Regions from separate parts of the Homo sapiens genome. Here all the other regions are linked to region 1. The links are chromatin contacts, found by Hi-C or POLR2A ChIA-PET in ENCODE. All regions are on one chromosome and are shown on one strand. The core of a region is the stretch at or near the end of the contact, and the rest is flanking DNA. Distances in the headings are between cores, read along the strand shown.

What was found. A loop is a pair of places that touch in the nucleus more often than their neighbours do. ChIA-PET counts read pairs that join two places held with the same protein, here RNA polymerase II (POLR2A). Pooled maps may share reads with other maps.
Region 2: a loop to region 1 is called in a map of CD14-positive monocyte, with 12 times the contacts of the local background. The contact joins the promoter of RNF185 here to the enhancer-like site in region 1. A Hi-C loop is called at or near these places in 1 of 168 maps with a recorded cell type or tissue (CD14-positive monocyte), 1 of 37 single-sample maps with no recorded cell type and 8 of 50 pooled maps. POLR2A ChIA-PET finds 5 or more read pairs at or near these places in 1 of 52 experiments (HEK293T).
Region 3: a map of CD8-positive, alpha-beta T cell shows a loop between it and region 1 (13-fold over the local background). The contact joins the promoter of LIMK2 here to the enhancer-like site in region 1. A Hi-C loop is called at or near these places in 2 of 168 maps with a recorded cell type or tissue (CD8-positive, alpha-beta T cell and naive thymus-derived CD4-positive, alpha-beta T cell), 16 of 37 single-sample maps with no recorded cell type and 10 of 50 pooled maps. POLR2A ChIA-PET finds 5 or more read pairs at or near these places in 2 of 52 experiments (GM12878 and activated T-cell).
Region 4: a pooled map shows a loop between it and region 1 (7-fold over the local background). The contact joins two enhancer-like sites. A Hi-C loop is called at or near these places in 3 of 50 pooled maps. POLR2A ChIA-PET finds 5 or more read pairs at or near these places in 7 of 52 experiments (CD4-positive, alpha-beta T cell, CD4-positive, alpha-beta memory T cell, activated B cell and 4 more).
Region 5: a loop to region 1 is called in a map of OCI-LY7, with 7 times the contacts of the local background. The contact joins the promoter of PIK3IP1 here to the enhancer-like site in region 1. A Hi-C loop is called at or near these places in 4 of 168 maps with a recorded cell type or tissue (CD4-positive, alpha-beta memory T cell, CD8-positive, alpha-beta T cell, OCI-LY7 and 1 more), 20 of 37 single-sample maps with no recorded cell type and 16 of 50 pooled maps. POLR2A ChIA-PET finds 5 or more read pairs at or near these places in 14 of 52 experiments (CD4-positive, alpha-beta T cell, CD4-positive, alpha-beta memory T cell, CD8-positive, alpha-beta T cell and 9 more).
Region 6: a loop to region 1 is called in a map with no recorded cell type, with 8 times the contacts of the local background. The contact joins the promoter of LINC02558 here to the enhancer-like site in region 1. A Hi-C loop is called at or near these places in 1 of 37 single-sample maps with no recorded cell type and 8 of 50 pooled maps. POLR2A ChIA-PET finds 5 or more read pairs at or near these places in 4 of 52 experiments (GM10248, HCT116, HEK293 and 1 more).
Region 7: a map of spleen shows a loop between it and region 1 (4-fold over the local background). The contact joins the promoter of PATZ1 here to the enhancer-like site in region 1. A Hi-C loop is called at or near these places in 43 of 168 maps with a recorded cell type or tissue (B cell, CD14-positive monocyte, CD4-positive, alpha-beta T cell and 25 more), 37 of 37 single-sample maps with no recorded cell type and 40 of 50 pooled maps. POLR2A ChIA-PET finds 5 or more read pairs at or near these places in 20 of 52 experiments (CD4-positive, alpha-beta T cell, CD4-positive, alpha-beta memory T cell, CD8-positive, alpha-beta T cell and 14 more).

The regions. Positions count from the first base shown.
Region 1 is chr22:31,634,376-31,637,483 of GRCh38, reverse strand. The region is part of intron 3 of PISD (phosphatidylserine decarboxylase); the gene reads left to right. Among named protein-coding and RNA genes, the nearest start is that of MIR7109, 14 kb to the right of the region's middle. Within about 2 kb of position 1,648, at least 8 of the 41 ENCODE cell types and tissues checked have a DNase peak (open chromatin) inside an H3K27ac peak, as active enhancers do; they include dorsolateral prefrontal cortex and spleen, where a contact is called at or near this core.
Region 2 is chr22:31,158,476-31,161,583 of GRCh38, reverse strand. It overlaps RNF185 (ring finger protein 185), which reads right to left and starts at 1,402. Exons shown (of 7, transcript NM_152267.4): 1 at 1,281-1,402. It overlaps MIR3928 (microRNA 3928), which reads left to right and starts at 1,465; the gene lies at 1,465-1,522.
Region 3 is chr22:31,210,785-31,213,892 of GRCh38, reverse strand. LIMK2 (LIM domain kinase 2) reads right to left here and starts at 1,595. Exons shown (of 16, transcript NM_005569.4): 1 at 1,469-1,595. The coding sequence starts at 1,484. RefSeq lists enhancers at 1-912, 1,875-2,054 and a silencer at 1,495-1,894.
Region 4 is chr22:31,271,466-31,274,573 of GRCh38, reverse strand. LIMK2 (LIM domain kinase 2) reads right to left here. Exons shown (of 16, transcript NM_005569.4): 13 at 1,870-2,044; 14 at 1,067-1,122. Among named protein-coding and RNA genes, the nearest start is that of PIK3IP1, 19 kb to the left of the region's middle. Within about 2 kb of position 1,578, at least 9 of the 41 ENCODE cell types and tissues checked have a DNase peak (open chromatin) inside an H3K27ac peak, as active enhancers do.
Region 5 is chr22:31,290,853-31,293,960 of GRCh38, reverse strand. It overlaps PIK3IP1 (phosphoinositide-3-kinase interacting protein 1), which reads left to right and starts at 1,473. Exons shown (of 6, transcript NM_052880.5): 1 at 1,473-1,686; 2 at 2,665-2,781; 3 at 2,877-2,996. The coding sequence starts at 1,617. It overlaps LOC105372997 (a long non-coding RNA gene), which reads left to right. Exons shown (of 4, transcript XR_001755493.3): 3 at 140-231; 4 at 809-1,017. RefSeq lists an enhancer at 2,091-2,140 and silencers at 2,701-2,820, 3,001-3,108.
Region 6 is chr22:31,969,233-31,972,340 of GRCh38, reverse strand. LINC02558 (long intergenic non-protein coding RNA 2558) reads right to left here and starts at 1,518. Exons shown (of 5, transcript NR_149128.1): 1 at 1,429-1,518. RefSeq lists enhancers at 2,159-2,268, 2,339-2,388.
Region 7 is chr22:31,344,916-31,348,023 of GRCh38, reverse strand. It overlaps PATZ1 (POZ/BTB and AT hook containing zinc finger 1), which reads left to right and starts at 1,678. Exons shown (of 5, transcript NM_014323.3): 1 at 1,678-3,108. The coding sequence starts at 2,422. It overlaps LINC01521 (long intergenic non-protein coding RNA 1521), which reads right to left and starts at 1,265. Exons shown (of 1, transcript NR_120386.1): 1 at 1-1,265. RefSeq lists silencers at 1,173-1,392, 1,443-1,512, 1,883-2,302, 2,853-2,922.

The DNA.
Region 1 (3,108 bases), core at 399-2,898:
GCGTGAGACCAGGGTTAGATGACTGTTGCCAGTTTAGGGCCAGTGAGAGATTTTTAATGGTAAATATGTAACCTCTTTTAAAAAAAAACAAAAACAAACAAAAAACACAACTTTTTCTTTTTTGAGAGAGTCTTGCTCTGTTGCCCAGGCTGGAGTGTAGCGGTGTGATCACAGCTTACTGCAGCCTCAACCTCCCAGGCTCAAGCGATCCTCCCACCTCAGCCTGCTGAGTAGCTGGAATTACTGGCGTGCACCACCATGCCCGGCTAATTTTTCTATATATATATATATATATATATATATATATATATATATATATTTTTTTTTTTTTTTTTTTTTTAATTTATTTATTATTATTTTTTTTTGTAGAGTTTTGCCGTGTTGCCCAGGCAGGTCTCAACCTCCTGGGCTCAAGTGATATAGCTGCCTTGGCCTCCCAAAGTGTTGAAATTATAGGCGTGAGCTACTGCGCCCAACGAATATGTAATCTTTTTAAAAAAAGGGAAAAGGTTGGGCGCGGTGGCTCACACCTGTAATCCCAGCACTTTGGGAGACCGAGATGGGTGGATCACGAGGTCAGGAGTTCAAGACCAGCCTGGCCAACATGGTGAAACCCCGTCTCTACTAAAAATACAAAAATTAGGCTGGGCGTGGTGGCTCATGCCTGTAATCCCAGCACTTTGGGAGGCTGAGGTGGGCAGATCACAAGGTCAGGAGATCGAGACCATCCTGGCTAACACGTTGAAACCCCGTCTCTACTAAAAAAAATACAAAAAATTAGCCGGGCGTGGTGGCGGGCGCCTGTAGTCCCAGCTACTTGGGAGGCTGAGGCAGGAGAATGGTGTGAACCTGGGAGGCAGAGCTTGCAGTGAGCCGAGATCGTGCCACTGCACTCCAGACTGGGAGAGAGAGTGAGACTCCATCTCAAAAACAAAAAAAAACAAAACCCAGAAATTAGCTGGGCGTGGTGGCGGGTGCCTGTAATCCCAGCTACTTGGGAGGCTGAGGCAGGAGAATCGCTTGAACCCGGAAGGTGGTTTTATTGTTTTGAGGCATGGCCCTGGGGGCTTGTGGCAAGGGCTGAGGTGTTTGGGGAGCAGCAGTGCAGGAAAGGCCTTACTCAGCTGGGCTTGCAGGTATGCTCACTCCTGTCTGAGCGCTGCTTCCTTGTTTCTAGCCTCCGTTTAGAATAAAAAAAAAATGTATAGTACAGTATTCCAATTCATCAAAAGGAATAAAGACAGATCAGCCTGTCTGGTCTACCACCATTCAGCCTAAGCATAAGGCAGAACCCTGTGAAGTGGCCTGTGTCCTCCTTCTCTCCCTGTCCCCTTCCTGGAGCCCCATGGGCCTGTGCTCAGCACGCGTCCTGGCGCCGCGGTGTACCTGGTAGTGGGCAGTATCGGACGTGTTCTCCATGTTGGTGAGCGATGTACATGCTGTAGCTTTATTATTCTCATCTATAAATAGGGCCATTCATGCCCTCATAAAGTTGTTAAATAAGAGTGATGTGTATGTAAATACCTGGCCCCATGCTGGCAGGGAGTGGAGCTTTAGTACTATTTTACTTCTTACCTAATAGGTGTGAGTGTGGAAATGGGCAAATAGTCAAGTTGGCAGGGAAGCAGAGCCTCCTGCCTGCCCCAGTGCCACCTGAACTCCTGTAGTGTTCTTATGCCACTGGAACTGGCTGGCAGGGGCCAGCTCTGACCTCAGAGAATTGTGGGCTCACTCTAGGGCAGGAGGAGATCGCAGAGGGCGGAACGGTGGCTCATACAGCCATGCCCCCAGGTGGCCCAGGACCCACCTGGGAGCTACCTCCAATGGCTTTGAGCGGTCAGTGTGTGGACAAGCGGAGGGACCGTGTCTCAAGAATATGTGGAACTCAGCGGGGCATGGTGGCTGACGCCCGTAATCCCAGCACTTTGGGAGGCAGGCAGATCACCTGAGGTCAGGAGTTTGAGATGAGCCTGGCCAACATGGTGAAACCCCATCTCTACTAAAAATACAAAAATTAGCCCAGTGTGGTGGCAGGTACCTGTAGTCCCAGCTACTTGGGAGGCTGAGGCATGAGAATTGCTTGAACCCGGGAGGCAGAGGTTGTGGTGAGCCAAGATCATTCCACTGCACTCCAGCCTGGGGGATAGAGTCAGACTCTGTCTCCAAAAAAAAGACATGGAACTTAAACACAAGGCTAAACTTCTGGGCTGGAAGGAATCGAGGGATGGCCGACTCAAGATACCTGCAGCCCTGCATGAAGCTGTCTGCCAGGAGGCTCTACCTAAAAGCAGTTTTGTTTTGTTTTGTTTTGTTTTTTGAGACGGAGTTTTACTCTTGTTGCCCAGACTGGAGTGCAATGGCACGATCTCAATTCATTGCAACCTCCACCTCCCAGGTTCAAGCGATTCTCATGCCTCAGCCTCCTGAGTAGCTGGGATTACACGTGCGTGCCACCACACCTGAGTAATTTTGTATTTTTAGTAGAGACAGGGTTTCACCATGTTGGCCAGGCTGGTCTTGAACTCTTGACCTCAGGTGATCCGCCCACCTCAGCCTCCCAAAGTGTTGGGATTACAGGCATGAGTCACCGTGCCAGGCCTAAAAGCACTTTTTCTTTTTCTTTTTCTATTTTTTTTTTTTTTTTTTTTTGAGATGGAGTCTTGCTCTGTCACCCAGGCTGAATGCAGTGGCAATCTCAGCTCACTGCAACCTCTGCTTCCTAGGTTCAAGCGATTCTCCCACCTCAGCCTCCCGAGTAGCTGGGATTACAGGCGTGCACCACCACACCTGGCTAATTTTTGTATGTTTAGTAAAGATGGGGTTTCACCATGTTGGCCAGGCTGGTGTTGAACTTCTCACCTCAGGTGATCTGCCCACCTTGACCTCCCAAAGTGCTGGGATTACAGACACTAAGTCACCACGTCTGGCCTAAAGCACTTTTTCTGAATTCCACCCCAGTCTGCCCTTCCTGAGTGCCTGGGCAGGGCCCTTGGGGAGCTGCTGGTGGGGCTCTGAATGTGCCAGGGGTATCCGGGACATCTTGCAGGCTAGTGGGACTGCCAAAAACGATTCTCAAAGATGAGTGGGGAGTTGGGCAGGGATAGGAGA
Region 2 (3,108 bases), core at 153-2,652, 480 kb after region 1:
GCTACTAACCCATGGGGTGGGACCCAGTTTACTTATTCATTCAATAAACATTTAAGGTGCCTCTATCAGATATTGGGTCATTCCAAAGTCCTTGAAAAGAAGGATGGTGCACAGGACAACCAGGAAGAGATTATGTAAGGTCAGATGCATTGGCCTTATTTACAGGAGATGTAGGCTAAAGTGATGGAAGTGTCAAAAGAGAAGAAAAAAGTCACATTTGCCTTGAGAGCAGAGTCAGCACCAGAAAGATGCAGAACAACTCCTTGGAATCACAGACTTTCAAGTTGGAAAGGACCTTCATCTAATACCTATATACCTCCCTCGAAAGGAGGCACGGAGGCAATCCATTCACTCCATCGGTGGTCACCTCTGACGATTCTTCCATTTAAGTTCTTCTATTAAGCAAAAATCTTGCCTTCCTGTAGAATTCACCTGTTAGTCCTAGTTCTGCCTCTTTTAGCCTAAAGATGAAGTGGAAGCCCTCTTTGCCGTAACAGTATTTTCAATTTTTAAAAAGTTAATTCCCTTCCAGTGCTCTCTTTACTGAGCTAACCATTCCAGTTCTTTCAAAGTTCCTGAACTGGCACCAGCTGCCTCAAAGCGAAGAATGGATATCTAGTGCTCACAGCAGGAAAGCACTTAAAATCAATGAGCTTCAAACATTAGTATATACAGGACCCCCCTACGCATAAGTTCAGATTCTAAACCAGAAGTCTGAATTGAGTCCCGCGCTGTAAAGCCGGCATCTCAGAGAATTACAAAGCAGATGGTGTAAGAACCATATTTTGAAAAACACTGCCCCGTTTTAGAGACGAGAAAACTGAGGCCCAGCACAGGGAAGAGATTTGGCCCAGAACGCACAATTGTCTGTCGGTGGCGAAGTCTCGAATCCAGGTCTCTTACTTTCAGCCCAACTCTGTTCACCGCGCTCCCCGGCCTCTGCTTCTCCACTCAGGGCAAACTCGTGAAATGCACTCCCAGATGATAGAGGCGGTCTCGCACGGGGGATAGAATGGGAATCAGTGCCCATGCCTCGAAAGGAGAGCTTGTGGGAGCCCTTCTCTTTCGCAAGGCCTCAGTTTCCCCAATCTGTATTCATGGGACGCAGAACCACAACGCCAGCTCGTCCTCTTTTCGGGGACAGACACGACCGGTCTTGCTGTCTCTGGGCCCCTGGGCTCAGATGTTCAAGCCCGTGTGTCCTGGGAAGGCGGACCCGGGTCTCCCGCCCCCGTCCCTAAACTTTGGCGCCCCCGCCCCAACCCCAGCCCCTCACATACCTGCCTCCGCACAGTTAACGCCAGCCCAGTCAATCAGTTTTTCGGGTACACGGCCAATACTAACGCCGCGTCAATCTGTTGGGTAAGACCTCCGACCCCTCCTACGCGGACTCCAGTCACATGACGCGGAGCCGCCCCTCTCGGAGGGACTTCCGGCCCCAACCGGAAGAGGTTAATTTCCATGGCTGAAGCTCTAAGGTTCCGCCTGCGGGCAGGAAGCGGAGGAACCTTGGAGCTTCGGCAGCTTTTCAAAGAGCTTTGGGTTCGGGGCTCCTAAAAGAAAAAAACTGATTCCGGCCGGGCGCGGTGGCTCCCACCTGTAATTCCAGCAGTTTGGGAGGCCGCGGCGGATGGATCACTTGAGGTCAGGAGTTCGAGACCAGCCTGGCCAAAATGGTGAAACCCCTCTGTACTCAAAATACAAAAAGTAGCCGGTCGTGGTGGCGCACACCTGTAATCCCAGCTACTCGGGAGGCTGAGGCAGGATAATCGCTTGAACCCGGGAGGCGGAGGTTGCAGTGAGCTGAGATCGCACCACTGCACTCTAGCCTGGGCGTCAGAGTGAGACTCCGTCAAAAAAAAAAAAAAAAAAGAGAGAGAGAAAGAACTAACTCATTCCGGAAAGTACCAGATAAACTTGGAACATCTTGTTACACCAGAATATAAGGATGATGGTAATAAGAATCATGGGAATGTGTCAAAGAACACAGGAGCTGTCTTTAAGGAGATCTTACTGGCCAAGTCAGGGCAATTTCAGAATCAAAATATGGAGTGATAGTAATAGAGTATAACTAATTGAATAAAATAGTAATCCATGAGTCTTTACAAACATAAAGAAGTGAGCATATTAATGGGTGAAGGGAAAGTCTTCCTTTTAGTAGAATGCTAGCTAATAAACATGGTGGAATTAGGAAATCAATAATGTGTGGTAAAACTAGAGAAACGGGATGTTTACAACAGCAAAAGTGTCTCCCATAAATTAGCTATTGATTACAAAGGGAAAATGGTGATGTTACAGAGGTTTAACCTAGCAGAACAAACAGATCAAAGTGATCAAAGTTAACACCACTAGTTAATGGGTCAGATCAAGGGCCTCCTAATAAAATGCACTGAGAACACATCTGTGGTATTTCTGTCAAAAGTGCACCGTACACATCTCATGAGGAAGTGCTAGAGAACCCCAAATGAAGGACACTGTCTACAAAATAACTCATTGTCATGAAAAACAGAGAAAAGCTGAGGAACTGTTCCAGTTTAAAGGAGACTAAAGAAGCATGACAACAAAATGTGGTGTGTGATTCTAAATAGGACCCTGGACTGGGGTAGTGGTGGTGGTGGAATAGTTGTAATGGACAATATTGGGACAAGTAATGAAATTTGAATATGGATTGTGGATTAGCTGTTAATACATATTGTATCAAATCACATACTGATAGGTGATGGAGCTTGTGATTTGCACTCAAGCAGTCATTGGAGTTCTTGACAGCCATCTTCATTCATTCAACAAGCATTTATTAAGTACCTACAGTTATCCCAGGAACGGTTAGGGATCGGACCTGAGTAGGAGGTGAACATAGTAGATAAAGGCCGGCGCGGTGGCTCACGCCTATAATACCAGCACTTTGGGAGGTCGAGGCAGGCAGATCACCTGAGGTTAGGAGTTCGAGACCAGCCTGGCCAACATGGTGAAACTCATCTCTACTAAAAATACAAAAATTAGCCAGGCGTGGTGGCGGGCACCTGTAATCCCGGCTACTTGGGAGGCTGAGGCTGGAGAATTGCCTGAACCCAGGAGACAGAGGTTATAGTGAGCCAAGATCGTGCCATT
Region 3 (3,108 bases), core at 346-2,845, 420 kb after region 1:
AATGAGCCAAGATTGTGCCACTGCACCCCAGCCTGGGCGACAGAGCAAGACTCCATCTAAGAAAAAAAAAAAAAAGTTACTGGAAATCATTCGAGTTGAAGGACTCTGTAAGCTTAAAAAAAATCTTTTTTAAGAGACAAGGTTTTGTTTTTAAGAGATGAAGTCTCGCTATATTGCCCAAGCTGGTCTCAAACTCCTGGACTCAAGCGATCCTCCTGCCCTGCCCTCCCAAAGTGCTGGGATTACAGGCATGAGCCACCACGCCCAGCCTAAAAAAATTTGTTTTAGGCATTTCCACCCCTAGCTCTCTCCAGAAGTCTGTTATCACCAGTGAAGAGAAAATCCCATGCTCCCTTGCTGAGGAAGTGACCCACTGGTAGCCCAGTCCTTGCATTCAAGATGAAGGAAGTGACTGTCCACAGACGGAAAGCCAGGAAGCAGGGGGCAGATAGCCAGCCCCCCTCCACCTCAATACCCTCTTGCCGCCTCTCCAAAGCTTCTGGACGCTGACCCTGGTGGACCCAGAGGTGGGCCACCCACACAGGTGGCTGGGAAACATAGGAGACAGAAGGTTCCTACTGCTGGGGGAAAAGATGGGGAAGGCAGGAAGCTGCAGGGTGGTGTGTGAGGTGGCGGGGAGGTGACTGCAGGTGCAACTAACCCAACTCTGAAGCTACCCTTCACCCTTAGACAACTCTTCCTTCCAGGAGGTGTTTGGCCGAATCCCTCTAGTCTTTAGTCTAGAGAGGCCAAGGGAGCTTCCACAGGAGGACTCAGAACCCCAGGTGGCCTACTTTCGCCACCTGTAGCAGAGATCTTTGGGCCCCAAAAAGAATGGTCCGATCTCTCCTTACCCTTAGTCCTGTCCTAAACCTCAAGGGGCTCCATACTCCCTTATTTTCTGCAAAGAGCTCCCAGCCCCGGGGGACTCCCAGACACCAAGATGCCCGCGAGAAGCCTTGGGTCTTGGCAGGGAAGTCACATCCTCCATTTCCCTCAGAAAACCCAGAACCCGGGGTAACTCTCCTAATTGTCCTGAACCCTAGAGGATCCTGTACTCCTCAAATTCCACAGAGCTTCCACTATAAGAGAACCCCATGCTTTTCAACTTCCTTAAAAAGGGTTAATTTGGGGGTCTGCGGCCGCCAGGTCCCTCCAAAAAGCTGGATTCCTGGCAGACCCAGAATCTCTTCCTCCCCGGGACCTCAACTCGCGGGAAGCCTCCCAACCCGCCTGCCCCTCGGAGCCCTCTGTCTCCAGGATGCCCTGCCTCCCCATTCCCGGAGTCCCACCCTCCAAATGCCTGGGGAGCGCTGTGCCCACCCCGCCTCCCAGCTTTTCTGAGGAGCTCGGACCCACGAGGACCCAACCAGCCCGAAACCCCCGAGAGACAGCCGGTTTCCCTCAGGCGCCATGGAACCGGACTTCGGAGATAACAGCGGGACAGGGCGGAGCAGCCCTTCCTTACCCGCCAGCGCGGACATGGTCCCGGGAGCGCGGAAATGGGGAGGAGGAGGCGGGGGACACAGCAGCTCCCCTCAGTTCCCTACAACTCCCCTCAGCTCCTGCCGCCGCCGCCTCAGGCGCGGGAAGACCACAGCCCCAGGCGCGAACGGGATGCACCGCCTACGGCGCCCTGGGAGGACCAAACCACACCTGGCACAGGGGACTGCCCGCCGACGCCCCGCCCCGCCGCTCTCAGGCCTCGCTCCCGAGACGCGGCCCCGCCCCCTGGCTCTGGCTCGGGCTCTGCAGCGGCCCTGGCGCCCCCTAGTGCGAGCGGCGTCCCCTCGAGGTGCTCCCGCCGGTAAGGTTGATTCTGCGGGGGCCGGAAGTCTCAACACGGATGACAGTCCGCACCCATCTAGTCGCCCTCATTTACAGATAGGGAAAGTTAAGGATCAGAGGCTAAGTTCGACTACATTGAAATGGCTTCGCTCATTAGGAGGAGAGCCGGGATGGGAGCCCAGGCCTGCTAACTGCCAGTTCAGAGCTCTTTCCAGTAGTGTTTGGAATCAGGAATATTACAATGGAGGAGCCAGGTCTATCCCACAAACAGCTTTGAGGATGGACTTTTCTTAGAAGCTTCTAGCTCAGAGAAACCACTTCTCTGCGCCACTATGAGTAAGCTGACAGTAAATAATCTCTAAGTCAAAGACAGTTGGAGGCGACCAACCAGCATTCCAGGAGCAGATCCTCAGCCAGGCCAATTAGGTTTAGCGCAGGACGCTGGAGCTTGTGCGCCGCATTGGAAGACGAGCACTCCCCTGCAGGAACATGGGCCTACCATTCCCAGGTCTTCCAACCTTTCAAAACATGCCAAAAATCCAGATATTTAGGTGAAATTTGCCACTTTTAAAAAATGTTGATAGCATCAAAAAGTTCTTAAAATGCCATGTAGACCAAATGAAACACACCTGGCCACTAGATTTGCCCTGTGGGCTGCCAGTTTACAATCTTCTATGAGGAGGAGGGATTACAGGACTAAGAGTTAGGACAGCTGACTGGGTTATGGCAGCTGCTAGCTGGCTGAGTAGCTTTGAGAACCACTTCCGCTCATTAGGTTTGGAAGGAGATTGGGGTCCTCTGTGTGATTAAGATATTAATACATCATCAGCCAGGCCAGCTGGTCCCTGATGACCCACCCTCCCATCAGATTCTCTCACGCTGGGTCTTTCACAATTGTCATTTCCTTACATCAGATTTAGATCACAGGAAACATGTCCAAATGACCAGAAAGAGGATGGAGCCCAGGGAAATGGATTCTGTCCCCTCCACCCCCACCCCTGACCAAAGACAAAGTTCAACCCAGCTGCCTCTGGTCCCAGCAGTTGGGTAAGCAAAGGCAAAGGCAAAGACAAAGGCGAGCACAATTCTCTTCCTTCCTGCTCTAATTCAAACCGGATGCCGGTCAGATTTTTCTCTTCTGGGTGTGGCAGGTGGCTCACGATGTCCTGAGTGTGCACAAAGTGCTGGGGAGGAGGGCTCTGTCCCATTTCCGTTAATTCCTGGGAACTCTTTTCAGTACTCAGTTTTGTAGTTTCTGAGGAAATCATTATAGTAAACACAAGATTGTGTATTGAATTAAAGTGACAGGAATCCAGAGAC
Region 4 (3,108 bases), core at 329-2,828, 360 kb after region 1:
CAAAAATTAGCCAGGCGTGGTGGCGCACACCTGTAGTCCCAGCTACTTGGGAGGCTGAGGCAGGAGGATTGCTTGAACCTGGGAGGCGGAGGCTGCAGTGAGCCAAGATTGCACCTCTGCACTCCAGCCTGGGTGACAGAGTGAAACTCCATCTCAAAAACAAAAACAAAAACAAAACATTCCTTCATTATCCTAACCATCCCTTGTCTCTCCTCTCCTCTACCCCTCACAACTTTGTAGGAATTACAGAAGGCTTTGAATGTGTGTGTGTTTGAGTCGCTGAGATATGCTGTCACCTGACTAAACTCCTAAAGGTAGGAATCTTTCCAAGATTCCTCACTCTGTCCACGTGGTACCTGGCACAGGGCTGACACTTCCTAGAGTGGCTACTTCTACTTGAAGGGAACTGAGAAGGGCTACATTTGGCCCAAGAGCTAGCTAGACAGCCACATGAACAGTCTCTTGCCCTTCCTTCTGGAATTCTGAGTCTCATCTGCCCCTTATCGACCATGTGCAAGCCACTGCCCTCTTCCAAGCCTCAGTTTCCTCAACTAAAAAAAAAAAAAAAAAAACCTGGCCGGGCGAGGTAGCTCACGCCTATTAATTCCAGCACTTTTAGAGGCTGAGGCAGGCGGATCACCTGAGGTCCGGAGTTCAAGACCAGCCTGGCCAACATGGTGAAACCCTGTCTCTACTAAAAATACAAAAATTAGCCGGGCATGGTGGTGTGTGCCGGTAGTCCCAGCTACTTGGGAGGCTGAGGCAGGAGAATCACTTGAACCCAGAAGGCAGAGGTTGCAGTGAGCCCAGATTGTGCCACTGCACTCCAGCCTGGGCAACGAAGTGAGGCTCCATCTAAAACAAAAAAACCCTGCCAGTCCTTCTCTTAAGACCAATGAAACACGAACGTGGCAAAGATGTGCAGATGCGTTATAAACCATAAAACCCTACACCCATGTTGATTTTAGTCAAGCTAGTCATCCCTAGGAGGAGATGCCCCAGTTCCGAGGGAAGGCAGAGCTGCTAGGCCTGCTGCCTCGGGCATGGCCTTGGTGCCAGAGCTCACCTCACAGAGAACGATCCCAAAGGAGAAGATATCCACCGTCTCATCATAGCTCTTTCCTTGGGGAACACAGGAGAGCACACTGTTAAGTTTACATCCCTTACCTGCTCTGCACTGGGTCTAGGGTCAATCTAAGCCACAGCTAAGAACTAGGGCTAGAACAGGTTCTGTAGGGACACCCCACAGGCTGTCCTGCGCAGACACCACCTGAAAATAGTCCTTCCTCAGCTGTAGGTGAACTGCCTTGGAGAGCCCTTATAACATAACACTGCCTAGGATGAAACTGCACGTTAAAGTGGAAAAGAACCAGACTAGGGTTCATCTAGCCTCTGCCATTAGGCAGCTGTATGCTCCTAGGCAATTCACTGAACTTCTCTGGGCCTCAGACTCCAAAATGGATTGTATTCAGACCATTTCTGAGGCCTCACAACCCTGATTTCAAGAATCCCAACCAGCATCTCTGGTTGGTTTGAGCATTATCCACCAGAGGGCACCACACTTCAGTTCTCACCATGGAGAGAGAAGGCTAAAGCTGGGACAATAGCCTGAGCTCTTAGCGATCCCTGAGGCACAAATGCCACAGTCAGAACTCACCTTATCCCCCATGATGGGACACTGATCAGTTCCCAGCCCCCTGAGCTCAGGAGCTAAATCGTGAGGCCCCACCTGGCAAGGGAAAAATATCCTCAGCTCTGGGTATCCGGTCCTACGCTTCACAGGCCTCCCCTGGAATTCCCAGGGCTCTGATGCAAGGGCAGCATCTGTCCTCCCTCTGCGGGTGTCCCCTCCAGGGCTTCAGGACTCACCGTTCAGCATCTCAGGGGCCATCCAGTAGGGGTTTCCCACCACCGTGTAGCGCTTCTTGCGGTCGTTCTTGCGCAAGGTGCGTTTCTTGGTGGTGGCCTTCTCCATGGGGGCCCTTTTCCTCTCTTCCACTATGAGCCGTGACAGCCCAAAGTCTGCCACCACCACAGTCTTGTCCTGGTAGGATAAAAGACAGGTCAGGACTTCATGGGGATGTTCTCAAACCTGGCCCTGGGGAGGAAGCATAGGCAAGAGAAGCCACTGAGAAGGGGAGAAAAGGTGTATAGCAAGGGAGAATCAGAGCAGAAAGCTCTATCAAATAGACACACTCAGGCCAGGCACGGTGGCTTCCACCTGTAATCCCAGAACTTTGGGAGGCCAAGGCGGGTGAATCACCTGAGGTCAGGAGTTCAAGACCAGCCTGGCCAACATGGCAAAACCCCGTCTCTACTAAAAATACAAAAAAAAAAAAAAAAAAATTAGCTGGGCGTGGTGGCACACGCCTGTAGTCCTAGCTACTTGGGAGGCTGAAGCAGAAGAATCACTAGAACCCGGGAGGTAGAGGCTGCAGTAAGCCAAGATTGCACCACTGCACTCCAGCCTGGGAAACAGAATGAGACTCCATCTAAAAAACAAAACAAAACAAAACAAAAAAACAGACACACTTGGCATTTGTGTTTCTGAGGGTCTGGTATCTGTGCACAGCAGACTCCCAGCCCACAGTGGGTTCATGGCAGAGCCACTGGAGCCCTGGAGGTGAGGCTCAGGGACTTGGAGAGTGGAACTCAGAGGTGGGACAGGGGGTTGCTTTTGTTTTTCCCTGTCCTGTCTTATTCCTAAAATGATTTCAGGCAGTGGCTAGAACCAGGATAAGACAGAAAAAGGCAAGGTGGAGGCAGTAGATGGGGAGACTTGGGGGAGACAAGCTCTTTGAATAGCTACAGGGCAGTCATGTGGGAAAGGAATGAAGATTGCGTGGTGTGGGTCTAGAGGGCAGAGCCAGGGCCAGCCGGTAGACACCCAGGAAGCCAGATAGCAAGTCAGTAAGACAAACAACATTGTAACCACCACAGCTGAGGGGCAGTGGGAGGAATGCTGGTCTCAAACTGGTCCCTGTAAATTTACTAGCTCGGTGGCCTCAGGCTGAGGCTTCAGGTGCCACCACTGTAAAATGGGGTCAGCAATGAACTGTTTTACAAGACTACTATGGGGCAAAAGCAGGTAAAATGACAGGGTTTTCT
Region 5 (3,108 bases), core at 224-2,723, 340 kb after region 1:
CCCCCACCCAAAAAAAAATTAGTTGTTTTCCTCCTTAAATTACAGCCTGCAAGATTGAAACAGAGTTTCCCCATTTCTATTTTGGGATCTGACTGAGTCACAAGGTAGTCTTGACGAATCACTCTGCTCTATCTCTCAGTTTACTGAGGCTGCCTGGGAACTTGAGCTGTCAGCCAAACAGGAAGAAGGGCCCTTCTGCCTACTCCAAAAGGCCTCAGTCAAATGGATATGGTGAGATTTAATGATGGATATAAATTACAGCAAATGGATTTCCTATAGGGTGAGGGAAAAAAAAAAAAGCAAACATTTTACTTAAATTCCTCTATACAATTTAGGGCTGGCAGAAAGGGTAGACTATTACAATGTAGCTGAGCAAATTTTTCCATGTTTGCATAACATGTGTTTTCAACTAAAGATACTCCTTCTATAGTCCTACTATATACAACACCCCAAAAAACCTCAAATGTAAGAAAAAGCAATGTGACAGATTTGACCCTGGCCAAGTTACACTGTTTTTTTTTTTTTTTTTTTTTTTTTTTTTTTTTAAGTGTCAGTGTTCATAAAGGCCCTTTTTCTTTTTCAAGGATGGGTATAAAGTGTTACTCGGCCGAACGCGGTGGCTCACACCTGTAATTCCAACACTTTGGGAGGCCGAGGCAGGTGGATTACGAGGTCAGGAGTTCAAGACCAGTCTGGCCAACACAGTGAAACCCCCGTCTCTATTAAAAATACAAAAAATTAGCTGGGTTGTGGTGGTGTGCCCCTGTCACAAGGTAGTCTTGACGAATCACTCTGCTCTCTCTCTCAGTTTACTGAGGCTGCCTGGGAGCTGTCAGCCAAACAGGAAGAAGGGCCCTTCTGCCTAACTCCAAAAGGCCTAAGTCAAATGGATATGGTGAGATTTAATGATGGATATAAATTACAGCAAATGGATTTCCTATAGAGTGAGGGAAAAAAAAAATCCAGCTACTCCGGAGACTGAGGCAGAATTGCGAGAACCCGGCAGGTGGTTGCAGTGAGCCGAGATTGTGCCATTGCACTCCAGCCCGGGCGACAGTGTGAAACTCTGTCTCAAAAAGAAAAGAAAAGAAAAAAAAAAAAACTATTACTCCACTCCCCACCAGAAACTCTTATTTTTTCCCCCCTATGTGGTCATGAATTCCTCCTGGGTGCATAGCTCCCTAAGTTGTTCTGTGTTTTAGTGCTTATAATTTCCCACATCCCATGATGCCCCTTGATAGAATTATTTTTTCTGTACTCACACAAATGGAAACAGAAGAGATGAAAAACCCTGGGGATGCGGCCTCGCAGGTCTCAAACTGATCGGCTGCTAAGCACAACCTGCATATCTCTTGGCTGAGTTCCTTTCTTGGCTCAGTTAGATTTTGCATGACCTAGGAGGCTTAGGACCCAGGGGGCGCCTTTCAGCTGAAAAACAGCTCGCGCTGCAGCAAGCTAGCTGGGAAGCTCCCAGTTCTAAAGAGAGGCTGTTTACCAGAACAGCATAACAAGGGCAGGTCTGACTGCAAGGCTGGGACTGGGAGGCAGAGCCGCCGCCAAGGGGGCCTCGGTTAAACACTGGTCGTTCAATCACCTGCAAGACGAAGGAGGCAAGGATGCTGTTGGCCTGGGTACAAGCATTCCTCGTCAGCAACATGCTCCTAGCAGAAGCCTATGGATCTGGAGGTGAGATTACAATCTTTCCTTTCCGCAGCAACTTCATGAAACAGAAGGGGTAAAGCCCCCTATTTCCCAAACAGGGCCAGGATGACAGGAAACGAAGCGTTTAGCCGGTTTCTGTTGTCCCGTGAAAGCTTTTCCACCCCTCCTTTCCTTGTCAGGGGCTTGCAGCTCCATCTTTGCCATTAAGAACAAAGGCAAGAAGCCACTTTCTCTCTGCCTTTCCTTGCTCATGAGTGGATGGAGCTTGGGGGTTCATCTCCCCTACTCCCCAAGTCCTGTTCTTTCTAAGCCCTTTGCATGGTGTGGTCCTCCTTCCCCAGCCTCCTTCTGTGGTTCTCCTGCAGAGGGGAGTGGGAGCTTGGAGTCTCATCCAGTCAGCGATGAGGCCGGTTTCCTCCGTTTGAGGCTGTCTTGAATCTTTTGCCTGACGGAGTCAAGGCTCCTGGAGAATTCTCCTGGGAGGGAGTATTTGCCTTTTAAACGGGCAGAAGGTGGCCGTATCCGTGAAGGAGGAAACACCGGAGTTTATGTAACGTGGCCATTACAACACAGGGACAAATGTCACGTCTGGGCGCCCCCCGTCCCAAAACTCCCAGCTCCTCAAAGGGACCCTAAGCCAGGCCTCCTCCTCTCCATCTCCTCCTCCAAAGTGGTCACAAGTTCAAGAGTAACAACGCTTTGCACTTCTGCAGCGCTTTCCAGGTTTCAAAAATAAATAAAACCTAACAGTCTCTGAGCGTTGACTGGGGGACAGGCACAGGCTGGGGGCTTCACACCCTGAGGTGTGCGTGGAGTTGGGGGGGGGGGGTGCGTGGGGCGTGGGGGTGTTGCCACGAGAGGAGAGGGAGGCCCAGCAGGGCCCGGGGTCCCCTAACCAGGCTGAGGTTCAGCCCGGGTGGTCCCGGCTCCCCTGTCCGCCACGCTGGGCGTCTTCCGTTCGCTGCCCGCTATTCTGTGTCCGGGGGCTTCTTTTCCTCACAGGCTGTTTCTGGGACAACGGCCACCTGTACCGGGAGGACCAGACCTCCCCCGCGCCGGGCCTCCGCTGCCTCAACTGGCTGGACGCGCAGAGCGGGCTGGCCTCGGCCCCCGTGTCGGGTAAGTGTCCTCCGGGGGACGGCCCCGGGGCTGGCGGGCGGCGGCCGCGTTCCCGGTGCCAGCCCCGGCACACATTTCCTTCTCTCCTCTCTTAGGGGCCGGCAATCACAGTTACTGCCGAAACCCGGACGAGGACCCGCGCGGGCCCTGGTGCTACGTCAGTGGCGAGGCCGGCGTCCCTGAGAAACGGCCTTGCGAGGACCTGCGCTGTCCAGGTACCTGCCCGGGACCCCGGGAATCCCCGCTCCTGGCGCTGACAGGAAGCGGCTGAGACACTCGTGGCGCACGTGCGGCCGCGCGATGCCGGCCGGCCCCGCTCCGCCTCCG
Region 6 (3,108 bases), core at 269-2,768, 330 kb before region 1:
GGGCTGAACGTGGAGTAACTCTCAGTACAGCCGCTGAAAGCCAGGGCTCTGGCCCCTCCACTGCCACTCTTCTGCTCCAGGGACAGCTGTGCTGGCCGAGCGCCACCTCAGGAGCGGGTCAGCATCGTTGTCCCCTCTGCCCCCCAAGGGCCTGGGAGATCCTGAGGGGAAAAAACCAAAGCCCTTTGGCAAGTAACTCTGACCAAAAACAGAAAAAAAACGGCCGGGCACAGTGGCTCACACCTGTAATCCCAGCACTTTGAGAGGCCGAGGCGGGCAGACTCTTGAGGCCAGGAGTTCAAGACCAGCCTGGCCAACATAGTGAAACCTCGCCTCTACTAAAAACACAAAAATTAGCCAGGCGTGGTGGTGAGTGCCTGTAATCCCAGCTACTCAGGAGGCTGAGGCAAGAGAATCATTTGGACTCGGAAGGGAGAGGTTGCAGTGAGCAGAGATCGCACCACTGCACTTCAACCTGGGCAACAGAGCAAGACTCAAAAAAAAAAAAGAGGCCGGGCGCGGTGGCTCACGCCTGTAATCCCAGCACTTTGGAAGGCTGAGGTGAGCGGATCACGAGTTCAGGAGATCGAGACCATGCTGGCTAAGACGGTGAAACCGCGTTTCTACTAAAAATACAAAAAATTAGCCGGGCGTGGTGGCGGGCGCCTGTAGTCCCAGCTACTCGGGAGGCTGAGGCAGGAGAACGGCGTGAACCCGGGAGGCCGAGCTTGCAGTGAGCTGCACTCCAGCCTGGGCGACAGAGCGAGACTCCGTCTAAAAAAAAAAAAAACAAAACAACAGCAACAACAACAACAAGAACAAAAAACAGAAAAAGCAAGGCCTGGGCTCCACATATTTCCTCCCCTCACCATCCTCCATGGACTCTGTTCGCCCTCACAGTGTGCAGGGCTCGGGGACCCAGGTGACAAGGGCCGACCTGCCAGCCGACCACCTGGCAGGAACCGCAATGGTTGGGCGGATACAGTGGCTCTGCCTGTGATCCCGGAGCTTTGGGAGGCCGAGGCGGGAGGATGGCTTGAGCCCAGGATGTCGAAGCTGAGTGAGCCGAGATGACGTCACTGCACTCCAGCCTGGGTGACATAGTGAGGTGACCCCTCTCATAAAAAGAAAAAGAAAAGGAAAGAAAGTGAGAGAAATAGAGAGAGAAGGAAGGAAAAGAAAGAAAGAAAAGACAAGAAAAAAGAGGGAGAAAGGCAAGGGAAAGACAGGAAACGCAGGGACTGACTGAGGGACTGATGGAGGAGGCGTGTGAGCCGGGCTGGGGACGCGACTGACTGATCGGCTGACAGGATGACCAGCTGCACTGGGGTTGCTGAGGGGTGGCAGCGACAGCCAGCCTCTCAGCCTCGGTTTCCGCCTGCCTCCTGCCTCAAGCCAACTCACTGCGTGGCCTACCCCGACACTAACCGGCGCCTGAACCAAAACCCACGGAGCCTGGCGGCCGCGGCTCCCTCAGAGAGTCGCCCTAGACCCTGCGCGGCTCCACAGCGCCACCTCGAGGCTGCGCCTGGAAGGGAGGGGCTGGGGAAGTGGGCGGAGTCAAGGGCGGGGCTACAGGTGGAGCGTCGGCAGGAGCTCCAGCATCCCCTTTCCCGGGACGCCGCTCCTCTTCCCCGCCTCCTTGGCTCTCCCCCGGAGCCTCTTCCTCCTCCCCCGTTCGAGTGGGCAGGTCCCCGCGGGAGCCTGAGTCGCACTGCAGACCTATCCTGTGACCTGAAAGAAACTCCCAGTTCCCCATTAGACCCCCTGGCAGCCTGGGCATCCCGGCGGTTCCAGGGACCCGCTGGGGCGGATGACGGCCGAACCTTTGGGCGCCAGGCTGGCAGTAGACGTGATAGAGGTGAAAACCCCACCACCCTCTTAATCCCCAGAAATGCTACAGGATTCTGGGGGGCCTGAGCGAGCAGCTGAGGACAAGGGCCGATGATATTTGCTTTATTTGTTACTGGGCTTGCTCCCTCCCCCGCATCCCGCTGCTCTTCACACTTGCAAGCTCACCTGACTGCCAGGTGGCCGGTCTGGAGCATGGCGAGCACCTTCGAGCCCCATAGATGGCAGCACAGGCCTAAGAAAAGTCGTACCAGAATGGTGTCTCCCTTCCAAACTCAGGCCGGGAGAGATAGAGCCACTTAGGGGAGAAAACTAATGTCCAGAGTGGCAGAAACATCCTCACATCCCGAAGGGTCTTGAACCCTAACTTCTTGCCCCAGGACAAGAAGACAAGGCAGAGTAAAGAGAGGCTCACAGGGAGAGGCAAGTGACAGTTCAGAACACAGGTGCACCATGCCACGCGACTGTGGGCGTCTCCTCACCTCTCTGAGGCCGTTTCCTGAACTGTAAAATCAGGGACAAGAAGGATACCTGCGTCACGGGATGTTCTGAGATTAACTGAGATGCTGCATGCAAATCACTTAACCACAGGGCATGTGGTAAGTGCTCTAATATATGTAAAGCAACGTTCCACTGCTTTTTGTTTGTTTGTTTTTGAGACACAGTCTCGCTCTGTCACCTAGGCTGGAGTACAGTGGCATGATCATAGCTTACTGCAGCCTCAAACTCCTGGGCACAAGTGATTCTCCCACCTTAGCCTCCTGAGTGGCTGGGACTATAGGTATAGCTATCGAGCCCAGCTAATTTATCTTTTTTTATGTTTTGGAGAGATGGTGTCTTTCTACATTGCCCAGGCTGGTCTGGACCTCCTGGCCTCAAGCAATCCTCCCGCCCTGGCCTGCCAACGTGCTAGGATTACAGGACTGAGCCACCATGCCCTGCTGAGTGTGATGTCTTTTTTACTGTGTCAACTTGGCTAGACTAAAGGCCCCAATTATTCCAACACTAAACTGGATGTTTTGGTGAAGTTGTTTTGTAGATGCGAATAAAGTCCATTATCAGTTGACTTTACATAAAAGGAAGATATCCTGGATAATTTAGGTGGGCTTGATAGACGCAGTTGAAAGGCCTTAAAATCAGACTTGAGGTTTTCCTGAAGAAGAAATTCTGCCTGTGGATAGCAACTTCAGCCCTTGACAAGAGTTCCAGCCTGCACTTACTGCACTTACCTAGCCAGCCCCACAATCACGCAAATCA
Region 7 (3,108 bases), core at 429-2,928, 290 kb after region 1:
AAAGCTGTGGCTCAGAGAGGGAGGCACTAGCCTAAGGTGACAGTGAGTCTGGGCTTAGAACACAGATCTCCTGGCTTCGTGTCCAGGGAACTTTCTTCATGCCTCTAATTCATTCTCTCCAACAGGAGTTTGGCATGTACTATGCCCTAGAGCGGAGGTGTGCAGGACAGGTGCTGCTGTCCCTGTGCACAGGTTAAGAAACAGTTTAACTGAATCTCAGGGAGGCCAAGTGACTAAGCACCAGGACACGAAACCAGAAGGCAGAGGTCTCGATTTTGAACTCGGATCATCCGCCAGGGCAACGCCCGGAAGCCTCAGGGCGCGCGTGGCTGGGCGCGAGCTCGGCGCGCAGCGGTGGGAATCCCGAGCGGAGTTGGAAGCCGGGCCCGTTCATTTGCATGCTAATACCCAGAATGCTTTTCCCCCGCACACCGCTTCTCTTAATGGAAGCGCTCAGTTTGGAACCGTGGAAAGTTTGGAACACATACTTCGCTGCCTCTTTGCAACTGTGGGAACTTCCCGCCCGCACACGCGGCGCCTGCAGCCTGGGGCTCCGCGCCAGGCGGCCCAAAGGCAGCCGCCAGCGCTTCCTGGGAAGACAAACCTTGGTGTACAACTCTAGCGTGGTAGCATCCCCGGGCGGGCCGGGGACAAAGCGCCGAGGCCTGGCGGCAGGGCCCATTACCAGAGCACCCGGCGTCTCACAGGGCTGCGGGCGCTGGGGATGCTCCGGGCTTGGAGAGGCCTGAGGGTGTCCCCGACTCCTCCGGCACCCCCACTTCCCTGAGGATTGCTGGGGCTTCCGGGGGTCCCTGCCCCGTCCATCGCCCTCATATTGTCGCCTCCCGGAGCTGGTGACTTCACGCTCCCCGGGGACAAAGCTCGGCGTGCTGTGGTTTGGGGGAGAAGCTGGACGCTGGCTTCATCTCTCCAGCTCTTCCGGGCGCGCAGCCCATCAGATCGATCAATGTACCGGGTGCAGAAGCAGCTCCGGAGGTTCGGCCTGTCTCCGGCCAGGACCCCGGGCCCTCTCTGGTGTTTGAAGCAGGGAGGCGGTCGCAGGCGACTTCTGGGAATTTCACGCATGAAAGCGGGGCTCCGAAGGGTGGACGACGCCCGCTCGACCTGCGAGTGCGCTTCGCAGGCTGGGGGGCCCGGATCCGCACCCCTCAGTTCCTGCCCCCCCACCCTGCTAGCCGCCACTCTCAGCGGGCAGGGGAGGGGCAGTGGGAGCTGGTTTGCTGGCTCGGCGCTTCGTTTGCATTGGTCCGGGGGGGCTGAGACTGCAGCCCCCGGCCCCGCGGGCGGGGTGGGGAGGCGGGGGCCGGACGGGGGCTCAGGCTGCTCTAGCATTGGCGGATCTGGGGAATGGGGAGGGGGGGCAGGAAGCGGGGGGAGCGGACTGCGGGGGGGGGGTGTATAAATAGGGAAGGGGGGACGTGCATCCTCGTCTTGGTGAGGGGGGGGCGCTCGGCACAAAGAAAGTGTAAAGTTTGCAGCGCCAGGCGGCCCGGGCTAGGCATCCGGGCGCGCACGTGCAAGGCCGGGGACGCCGGGGCCCCCACTCTGAGCTCGCCGTTTCTTTTTTTTCTGCAAGCGAGAGGGGGGGTGTTGTTGGTATCGCCCCCTCCTTCTCCTCCCCCCAGGGGTGAAAGTGCAAGAGGAAGTGCAGCCGCTGCCATCTTTCCTCCGCTCCGAACACACGGAGCCCGGGGCCGCACAGCCGCCGCTCCGCCGCCGCCTTCTCCCGGCCTGAGGAAGGGCCTACTCTGCCGCCGCCGCCGCCCGCCCGCTCCAGCCGCCGCCGCCGCCGCCACCGCCCTCCAGGCTCCGGGACCCGGCCCGCGCCACCGCCCCCGTGCGCGCCCCGCCGCCGCCGCCTTCGCCTTCGCCTTTTGTTTCCTCCGCTCCGGCGCCCCCGCCCCGGCTCGCGCTTTGCAGGGGACGCAGCGCGCGCCCCCAGCGGGCCCGGGAAAAGCCGCGGCGCGCGCGCGCGCCTGCGCGGCGGACCCCTCCTTCTCCTCCCCGCGTGCGCGTGCCCTTCTTGGCTGCGCGCCGGCGCCGCCTGGCGGGCGGGAGGGGAGGTGGCAGGCGCGTTTGCAGGAGGGGCGCACCTCTTCGCTCGCGCACCCCCCCGGAAGGTAGACCGGGAAGGGGAGGCGGGCGGGCGGAGAGGAGAGAGTGGCGCGCAGTCCAGCGAGGGCGGGGGTTGGCTATGTGGGGGGTGGTGCACCCCGCAGTCTAGACAGTCTGATCCGGGCTGGGGGCGTGTACACTCGGCGCACCTGCGAGACTACAGAGCCTCGGGCCGGCACGTGTGGGGAGTGTGGACACGTCTGCTGCGCCCCGCTTCTCGCTGCTGAGGGGAAGGGAGGGGGCGGGCAGGTGCAGCGGCCGGGCTAGTGGGAGGGGGCGGCGGCCATGGAGCGGGTGAACGACGCTTCGTGCGGCCCGTCTGGCTGCTACACATACCAGGTGAGCAGACACAGCACGGAGATGCTGCACAACCTGAACCAGCAGCGCAAAAACGGCGGGCGCTTCTGCGACGTGCTCTTGCGGGTAGGCGACGAGAGCTTCCCAGCGCACCGCGCCGTGCTGGCCGCCTGCAGCGAGTACTTTGAGTCGGTGTTCAGCGCCCAGTTGGGCGACGGCGGAGCTGCGGACGGGGGTCCGGCTGATGTAGGGGGCGCGACGGCAGCACCAGGCGGCGGGGCCGGGGGCAGCCGGGAGCTGGAGATGCACACTATCAGCTCCAAGGTATTTGGGGACATTCTGGACTTCGCCTACACTTCCCGCATCGTGGTGCGCTTGGAGAGCTTTCCCGAACTCATGACGGCCGCCAAGTTCCTGCTGATGAGGTCGGTTATCGAGATCTGCCAGGAAGTCATCAAACAGTCCAACGTACAGATCCTGGTACCCCCTGCCCGCGCCGATATAATGCTCTTTCGCCCCCCTGGGACCTCGGACTTGGGCTTCCCTTTGGACATGACCAACGGGGCAGCCTTGGCAGCCAACAGCAATGGCATCGCCGGCAGCATGCAGCCAGAGGAGGAGGCAGCTCGGGCGGCTGGTGCAGCCATTGCAGGCCAAGCCTCTTTGCCTGTGTTA